Regions from separate parts of the Homo sapiens genome. Here region 2 is linked to region 1. Evidence: chromatin loops called from intact Hi-C (ENCODE). Cell type or tissue: mammary epithelial cell. All regions are shown on one strand.

Region 1 (5,000 bases):
ATATGAGAGTGAGGCATTTAACATATTTGAAGTTCTGTGTGTCTGGGTGGAGACAGGACTTGTTTAATGTGTGGCCCTCGGTCTAGGCTGACTGGGCAGAGTCCTGGACATTTCTCAGAGGACCCTCAAGGTTTAGTACCCGGAGCGTTTTTTTTTTTTTTCCTAGAAAAATATAATTGTTGCAAAACTTTCTTCTTAGTTCATCTAAATCTAGGTTCTTGTCACACAACCAGGAAAGATTAGGCTCACAGACACATAGAAGGGTGAGGAGTGAAATTTTTGGGGCAAAAAGGATAAAGGAAAAATAACTCTCAGCAAAGCTAGAGAGAGTCTTGCTAGTAGGTTTTCCATCTCACAGATTGAATTCCAGGTCACCACCCAGGAACTGAAGAGGTCAGCCTCCTCCCGCTGTGAATGGCATGAACTTCCTGAGGCTCCACCCCATCCTCCCAGTGCACAGGTGGGCATTGTTCAGAGAGAATTAGTCAGGAAAGGGTGGGCTTCATCTAGGACGAGCAGTCCAGTTTTTCAGCCTTCAGGCTGTTTTAGGCTTGAAGGCAGGGTTTCACCAGGGATCCTTGGCTGTCTCCTGACGCTATCATAAATTCCCCCAGAAAGAAGTTCTGCAATCACCTGCCCAGAAATTGCAAAAGTAGCTAAGAAGATTTGAGAGAAAAGCAGGTGAGTCATGATCAACTATATAATTTGGGGAACCCCTTGTTCAAAAATTACAAATGTCAAGACAGTGAGAACAGAATACTAAACCAAGACTGGGATTTTTCTAAGTATGAGCCCTGTGTGACTACACATGTTGCTCACGTATGAAGCCAGCTGTGAGGGAAACAAGCTGTGGGCAGACTTCTCATTATTCAGTATGCAGACTGTCAGATATAGTCATGTACCGTATAGTGACTTTTCAATCCCATAAGATTATAACATAACATATATAGAAACATGCTATATGGCACTTGATATTGGTATTACAAATTAAGTAGGAGAAATAACTGATATTCAGTAATGGTGCTGGGACACTTTGTTTTTCACATATATATATATACACATATATATACGTGTATATATATACATATATATGTGTATATATATACAGATATATATATGTGTATATATACAGATATATATACGTGTATATATACACACATATATATGTGTGTGTATATATATATATATATATATATATATATATATATATATATATACCATCTTGATTTGTGTAAGTATACTCTATGATGTTTGCATAACAACAAAATCACCTGAGGACGCATTTCTCAGAACATATCCCCATCTTAAGCAATGCATTACTGTAATCCCTATGTTGACCAGAACCTGATGCTGGGCACATCAAAGTTTCTCTATTCCATCTCTCCAGAGAAAGCTCTCCTGTCACCTACTAGCAAGAGCCAAGGACAGTATTCTGGCTGTCCTGGGAGGGTAGTGGGGAAATGGTTCTGAGGTCTAGTGTTCCTTATAAAAGAGTTACAATAAATTATCCTGGCTTCAGTCTCAGATAAATGTCTTTACTGCATTTAATCATAAATTGAAGAATTTTCATGAAAAAAACTGAATTAAAAATTGTTTGAAAACATTTTTAAATGTGATTTAATATTTCAGTTTACCTTAAGCGACTTTAATATACGGTGAATTCTCATTATGTATGGTAGTTATGTTTTGTAAAGTCACTGAAAATAGTGAATTAATAAATACTGAGCCATTGCTCCTGGGGAATTACTGTCTATTCATATACTTATACATATTTCACATAGATTATACTTATAAATCCTAAAAGCAACTTACCCTGGTAGATTCAATTTTCTTTATTTTACAAAAAAGAAAACAAAATGTAAAAGTTTTAAGAGACTGGCCTGAGGCCTCCCACTAACAGCTGCCAGAATAGAGATTCAGATTCTCTCTTCCTGGCCCCAGAGCAGAAGCCTATTGTACTACACTGCAGTGTCCCCTACTGTCTTTATCCTCTGGTCATCTCTGCATAAGAAATAAAACAGAAAGGCAAGCTTCAAATTTATCTACCTCCTCTCCTTCCACTTTGTATGTCTGCAAATAGCTGTGAAAGTGTCACCAGAATTGGTTCTGGGGTTACAAATACATTTTAGCAAGTAGGCAAATTTGCAAATATAGAATCTGTGAATAATGAAGATTCATTGTACATTTTTATTCTCCACAAAGATTACAAAGTGTATAATAGTCCATACATTTGTGTTACTTTGATACTCTTATTGTTGCTATTGTTGTTACTCTTGTGTTTGCCACAGTGCATCAGTTGACAAATCATTAAATATGAAATCTTTGGTCAGTAGGCTTTCAAACAAATCTTTTCATCTTAAAATTGTCAATAGTGTGCACTAAAAAGTGTCATTTAAACTACTGCAGGAGGCCAGGCGCAGTGGCTCATGCCTGTAATCCCAATGTTTTGGGAGGTCAAGGCAGGCAGATAACCTGTGGTCAGGAGTTGGAGACCAGCCTAGCCAACATGGTGAAACCTTGTCTCCACTAAAAATACAAAAATTACCCGGGCGTGCTGGCATGTGCCTGTAGTCCCAGCTACTCAGGAGGCTGAGGCAGGACAATTGCTTGAACCTGGGACATTGCAGTGAGCTGAGATCGTGCCACTGCATTCAGCCTGGGCGACAGAGTGAGACTCCATCTCAAAAATAATAATAATATTAATAAAATTAAAATAATAAATAAAATACTGCAGGAATCCCTTTGATGCTGAAATAATGGTCTAAATATGAATAAGAATAGGTACAGATTAAGAAGTTGGTTATTCAACAATTATTTTAATTTTTAATCATTTTATATTTTTCTTAGTCTGCTAGCTAGGAAAATATTCAGTAATTATATCTTAATGAAATAGTTCTGACATTTTGATGGAAGGTTAAAAATAGAAAAAAAATCTCAGTTCCTCAAAATATTTGTAATATTTATTTTGGACATGTAAAACATTTTTCAGCTAGAAAATGCAAATAATAAATACATTGTATTTTTTTTAATAAAGCTTACAGGCTAGGTGTGGGGGTTTATGCCTCTAATTCCAACATTTTGGGAGACTGAGACAGAAGGATCGCTCGAGCCCAGGAGTTCAACACCAGCCTGTGCAACATAAGAAGACCTCGTCTATACAAAAAATTAAAAAATTAGTTGGGCATAGTTTGGTATGCCCTACATGTAGTCCCAGCTTCTTGGGAGGCTGAGGCAGGAGAATGGCTTGAGCCAGGAAGGTCAAGGCTGCAGTCAGCCATGATTGCAACACTGCACTCCAGCCTGGGTGGAAGGGTAAAACTCTGTCTAAATAAATAAGTAAATAGAATAAAGCTTACAACACTATCACTATTGCTTAAATTATATAGAGAAGACTTTGGCAACAATTTTGTATTTTCTTTTTAAATTTTAATCGAGAAACTTGGGTGGAGTTTTTTTTTCCAATGCATAAATTTGAGTGAATCAAAATACGTTTATCTCATCTTAAAAATTTAATCAGACTTACATCTTTGAGAACAACATAAACAATAAAGCCAAGTAGTCAATAATACCAGATTTAGTTAGTCATTTGATTAAAACTGATAGCTACAAAATCAAAACCATCATTATTTCTAAAAAATACTAGAATTACTAGTTTTCTACTGATTATTTGTTAACTGTTACATATTTAAGTACCACAGAATAGCAAGAAAATAAGAAAAATCATTCCAAATCATACAAATTATATCTGTGCTAACAATATGCAACCACAAAAATAAAACCAGCTAGTGAATAAAAAAAAGGCTTCTTCCTCATAGAAAATTATACAATGTTAGCAAGCTTATGTCATCTACCAATGGCATTTACATAATAAAAATTACTTTATATTTTTATATCACCTGTATATCTTTTGATCTAATTTATCACTGCAATTGATAAATCTCAAGAGGAAAGTTTGTTCTGTTAAAATACACACTTTTTTGTATGTTGTTACAACTATCAGAACTGCTGTTTATATTTTCATATGCCAACTTTTCTTAAATTCTCATAAACACTGACACTTATATCTACCTATATGTTTTATAATATCGTGGGAGATAAATGATTTACTTTTTATTTAATTACCATTAAGTTGAATATTTTTCCATGAATTAGCTTGCTTTTGATATTTTTATACTAATATAAATGTCTCCTTTGTGAGTTTCCTTTTTAAGTATTTTATCCATGTTTCATTTTTATTGGCTTTTTCACCTTCAGTTTTTATTTCATATATCTAAAAAATAATTTCCTAGATTGTTGTTTGCCTTTCAATTTTTTCCACAATATATGTTTAATAGAAACTGTATGCTAATTACATTCTTTTATTGGATGCTGAGATATTATGGAATACATCTTAAAAATCTCTCTGCCGGCGCGGGGGCTCACGCCTGTAATCCCATCACTTTGGGAGGCTGAGGTGGGTGGATCAAGAGGTCAGGAAATCGAGACCATCCTGGCCAACATGGTGAAACCTCGTCCCTACTAAAAATAAAAAAATTAGCTGGGCGTGGTGGCGCATGTAATCCCAGCTACTGGAGAGGCTAAGGCAGGAGAATCCCTTGAACCAGGGAGTTGGAGGTCACCTTGTACTACCTAATCAAAATTTTAAGTCTAGAAATTAAATATATGACTATAATAAGCTCTGAAATATAGAAGTAAAATAGTAAAAGAAAAGTTGTTTCATGCAAAATAGTGAATAATACTTTAGAATACTACTTTGTTACACTAAAATTTTTCTAAATACTAGGTAGTGGATCAAATTTGTCACACTCAAAATATCAAATATATGTCAATTTGAGAAGCACATTGAAATTTGGACATTGAAGTTTAATTATCATTTTGTTGTTTTATTATAAACAACATAAAGAGATAGCTTTATGTTGTATTATTACTTCCTGATAAAGGCCCATTCATTTTTTTCTAAAATTATTTAATTCCTCCTAAGTTGCCTATATCTTCTCCTC
Region 2 (5,000 bases), 180 kb before region 1:
GTTGATTTTTTTTTATAACAAGAAACCTTTCAGAAGTGAAAGATAACAGATTTACGATCCTTGTCAATAAAGCAAGTATTGGCAATTTCACTTAACAGTTTTAATGAAGGAATTGTAGCACCGAGTCTGTTGCAAAGTTCTTGATAAAAGTGCTACTCTTTGTGATGAAAATAATTATCACTGTAGAGTAGGCATAAAAATACCCCACAATAGTCAGACACCCAGAAATAAAAGTTAGAGAAATTTGTGGAAACATGATTGAATGTGCATAAGATGACTTAATCTAGGTCCAATTACTCTTATTTTAATATCATTTAAAATGAAATCATATTGGGCTTCAAATGGTTTTTCATATCTAGAGTCAGTGTCATAACAGCAATGACTGCCATTAGTACAGGTAGTTTATAGCTCAAATTTTTACCTTTGTATTTACCTAGTCTCACTGTTTTGCGCTGTCTCCCTTCAGTCCCTTGATTAAATGATATCCTGTACATTCCAAAAAGCTCAGTGCAATGTTGGTTTGGGGAGAACTCAATGGAGCTTATATAATGATGCATTTGGTAATCAGTTATGGCAAAATACACAGTTATTAACCAGAAATTATAATATCCTTGTTGACTTTTTTAAGCACTCCCTATTATCTTTAGCTTTATAATCGAGATTACATCTTTGGTAGCATATAGTTTATTAATACTTTCTAACATATAATAATGAAAGAGTGTGTGTGTGGGTGTGTAAGTGTGTCTATGACAGAATAGTCTTTTTGGTTTTACAAAAGCCAAACTAGATAAATTTTATTTATATCATTTCTGTATTCAATATTTATCATGAAGTACATATTAAATAATTATTTTGTAAACTTTATGGCGGCATTTAAAATGCACAGTCTTTATTGTAACAAAATAATACTTACTAGGCTTAATCTGGCAAACGTGAGCAGAAGGGATTTGCCAGTAGGAATACTAAATGCAGGGATTTACAAGGAGAATACTGCAACTTGTCCTTTGTAATTTTGCAATAATATCTGAATATCAAGGCACCTATTCTTGATCACCAAATTTTGCTTTCATTCAGCCCACAGAGGCTGTTACAAATCCTTCCCAAACACCCTTCCTTAAGCAGAGAATCCCACCCGCTTCTCCTACGCTCAACAGGCAACCTTGCTTCTTATTTAAGAAAAAAAAAAATAGAAGCCATCTGTTGGAACTTTTCTAAATTTTCTTCTTTTCTACCTCTAAAGTTGCCTAGAGGGAACAGAAGCCCCTTCTATACACTCGAGTATGCACCTTTGCATCTTTTTGGTAAAGTTGATCTTTCTGGTCTAAGTTCCTTTATTTTCAATCTCTAACCCTATAATGAATACTGCTTCCTCCCAAAGCACACACTCAAAAAAAAAAATGAAAATAAAGAAAATAAACAAAAAAGTGCTCACATTTCCATTTCCAACCACATTGTGCCAGTTTTTTAACCATCAAATTTCCCCAAAATAACTTAGCCTCCCAATTTATTTCTTCCTCATCCCTCCCTTTCTCTTTCACTATACATTTCTTGAGTCAAAATATTTATTAAATACTTAATATGCACAGGCTATTTTGCTATATGCTGGACTATAGCTGATATGGTTTGGCTGTGTCCCTACCCAAATCTCATCTTGAATTATAGTTCCCATAATCCCCATGTGTCATGGGAGGGACCCAGTGGAAGGTAATTGGATCATGGGGGCAGTTTTCCCCATGCTATTCTCATGATAGTGAGTAAGTTCTCATGAGATCTGATGGTTTTGCAAGGGGCTTTCCTGACTTCACTCAGCTCTCATTCTTCTCCTTCATGCCACCATGTGAAGAAGGATGTGTTTGCTTTCCCTTCCGCCATAATTGTACATTTCCTGAGGCCTCCCCAGCCCTGTAGAACTGTCAGTCAATTCAACCTTTTTCCTTTGTAAATTACCCAGTCTTGGGTGTTTCTTCTTAGTAGCATGGAAGGAACTAATACAGTAGCCAAAGGAAATATCCTGCTTAAAAGTCACAGTTACACAAGTCTGACCAATAATAACACAATTACAATACATTTTGATAAGTACTATGAAAACATAATTGAGAAATATATGAAAGAGAACTGCTATTCCTTTTGTTTGTTTGTTTGTTTAATTTAAGTTCTGGCATACACATGCAGAAGAACGTTCAGGTTTGTTACACCGGTATACATGTACCATGGTGGTTTGCTGCACCTATCACCCTATCATCTAGGTTTTAAGCCATGCATCCATTAGCTATTTGTCCCTCCCCTCACCCCTCATTCCTTGACAGCCTATTTCATAAGTTAGACATTCTTTAAAATTCAGCTAGAGAAAAAGAAACATATCCAACACATATTCAAGAGTTACCCATTTATCTTCTCATTGGCTTCAGTTAATAATGTCATGTCCAGGGTCAGGTTCCAGCCCATGCTGAGGTCTGAAGGGAGTGAGTGCAAGAGTGGCAGATTGCTGAAAGAACACTTGGGGGGCTGTAGGCAGGTGAAAGATGGTTTTATTCAGCAGCTTCCTTACACTGTCTGTCTCTGTCTTAGTTGCCTGCTCTTGTTCTGCAGCTCCTTCCACTCTCATGCATAGCTGCATGGCTGGCTCTCCCTTACAGGGTCAACAGCTTAACTCTTTCTCTCTCTGGGTGCGAGCAAGCTGAGCTGGGTCCTGGCTCCCCCCGTCTATCTGAAAGACAGAAAGCTCTGGCTCCCCCTCTTTTTCTCTGGATGCAAGTGTGCCTATACAGTGTCAGCAGGGCAGTTATACCTTTTACAGTCAATAGTTGCTCTGAGCCAGGTTATGAGCCTTCCCATGTTATGGCTACATAGCTGTGATTATGTAATAAGTGGAGTTACGCTCCTGCGCTCCAAACTCGCTGAGTCACACAGGATGTTTACCTTGGCCTATGCCTGCCTGGCTGCAGTGCAGGCATATTCCTTACAAATAAACATTTCCTGAGAAACACCTACATGCTGGGCACTCTATTAGGCATTAAGTATTGATAACAGAATGAAACTGGCATGGCACTCAGGTAAATGAGTATTTTGTGATGGTAATGGGATAACTATAAAGGCATAGGAGAAGTGCCTATTCCAGCCTGGGGATAGCAGATAAAGATTCTAAGGGGATCATTTTTTATTTAAGCATAGGATCCCTGCAATTAGCAGGGTGAAACCTTGAAGGGACAGAGGGTGCCTATACACAGGCTAGCATAGGGCTCTCAAGTTTTTCCATAAAACTTTACTACAGAAGATAATGTTTCATATTCTCAGGGGCTCAAAATGTTATGCATCAAGAACAAGATTTCCCCACTTTAGTTTAAAATGTATAGCAAATTGTACATATTTATGATAAGGAGCTTAGATTTTATTATCTGAATTATACAGGAAGAAAACAGGGTATTCAGATGGAAAGTGACATGACTATATTTAATATTTAGATATGTCATTTTGTCAGCCTTGTTAAGAAGAGGCTCAAGTCAGGTTGGGATTACAAATTGATGCTGGAGTTAAAAGTCTACTCACAGGTGCAGAGTGTGAATGAAGATACTGACCATAATAATGAAGAGAATGATAGAGATTTGAAATATTAAGGAAATATGATGCAATGCCTTTATTGGCTATTTGGGGGAGGAGTTTAGGACTGAAAGAGGAGTCCCTGACAACTCTCAAGTTTATAGGCTGCACTTCTGAGTGAAAGAAGGTGCTCTTTATTGAGCTGTGTAACATAAAAGGAGAAGTTTTGCAGGAAGGAAAGATTATAGTATAACCAATTAAAGAAAAATCTCTTCATTTCTGTATTGATTTTTATATTGTTGTGTAACAAATAACAACTATAGCAGCTTAAAAACAACACTTATTTATTAACTCATTGCCATAGAGGGCAGAAGTCCAGGCATGACATGACTGGGTTCTCTGCCTGGGCATCATCAGACTGAAATAAAAGTGTCCACTGGGGCTGGAGTTTCCATTTGAACTTTATGCTTTTCTTCCAGTCTCACTTGTTGTGGTAGGTTAAAAACTGACCCACCAACAGGTACTCTCATCATAATCACTGGGACCTGTGAATGTTACTTTATCAGGCCAAGTCTTTGCAGATGTGATTAAGTATCTTGTGGTTATTCTGGTGGTCCCTAACTGCAACCAAGAGGGAGGCAGAAGGATATTTGACAAATACACACACTGAAGAGAAAGCTATGTGAAGATAGAGCAGATAGAGAGTTGAAGATGCTGGCCTGGGAAATTGAACTAATGTGGCCACAGAATGCTGGCAACCACTAGAAGCTGAAACAGGCCAAGAACATTCTCCCCTAGAGCCTTCAGAGAGAGTTTTGGCCCTGCTAAAATCTTAATTTTGGCCCAGTAATACAGATTTTGGACTTATAGATTTCAAAACTGTGAGAGGATACATTTCTGTTGCTTTAAGCCACCAAGTTTGTGGTAATTTATTATAGCAGCCACAGGAAATTAATATGCTAGTTGTTCGCAAAATTGATATTCCTGTGGTTGTACAACTGAGGTCTCCATTTTCCTAATAGATCATGGCCAAGACAACTCAGTTTCTTTCCATGTGGTTCTCATATCAATGCATACCTACATGGATGTTTGCTTTCTTTCAAACCATATGGAGTGAGTCTCATTTACTTTCCATTCTGTAATCAGCTGGAGAAAACTCTCTGAATCTAAAGGGCTCAGGTAATGAGGTCAGGCCCACCAGGATAATCTTAAGGCAACTGATTTGAGACCTTATTTATATCTGCAAAATCCCTTTACAACAGTTTCTAGTGTTTGATTAAATAAGGGAGAAGTTGTGTGTATAAAATTTGGGGAGCCATCTTAGAATTCTTCCTACCACTCTCTCATTATCCATATGCTGTTTCCTATATCACTATGACGAGAAGAATCACCTGGGCGTTTGATAAAAATGCTTATTCCAAGATCTCAATTCAGACTTACAGAAACAAAATCTCTAGGATTAG

The links. Hi-C counts contacts between places; a loop is a spot of excess contacts. Peaks named below come from ENCODE experiments on the same cell type or tissue, not always from the same donor. Only the 100,000 strongest peaks of a DNase experiment are listed, where the experiment ranks them.
Region 2: it touches region 1 in a loop (2.4-fold over the local background); 1 of 110 quality-filtered maps calls a loop at or near these places.

The regions. Positions count from the first base shown.
Region 1 is chr13:68,232,509-68,237,508 of GRCh38, forward strand. No RefSeq gene overlaps it. Among named protein-coding and RNA genes, the nearest start is that of LINC02342, 640 kb to the right of the region's middle. In mammary epithelial cell, a CTCF peak has its summit at 1,984; no DNase peak of the experiment used is centred here.
Region 2 is chr13:68,054,388-68,059,387 of GRCh38, forward strand. No RefSeq gene overlaps it. Among named protein-coding and RNA genes, the nearest start is that of LINC00364, 680 kb to the left of the region's middle. RefSeq lists an enhancer at 2,770-3,064. In mammary epithelial cell, a CTCF peak has its summit at 2,840; a DNase peak (open chromatin) is centred at 2,894; H3K27ac peaks cover 752 bases.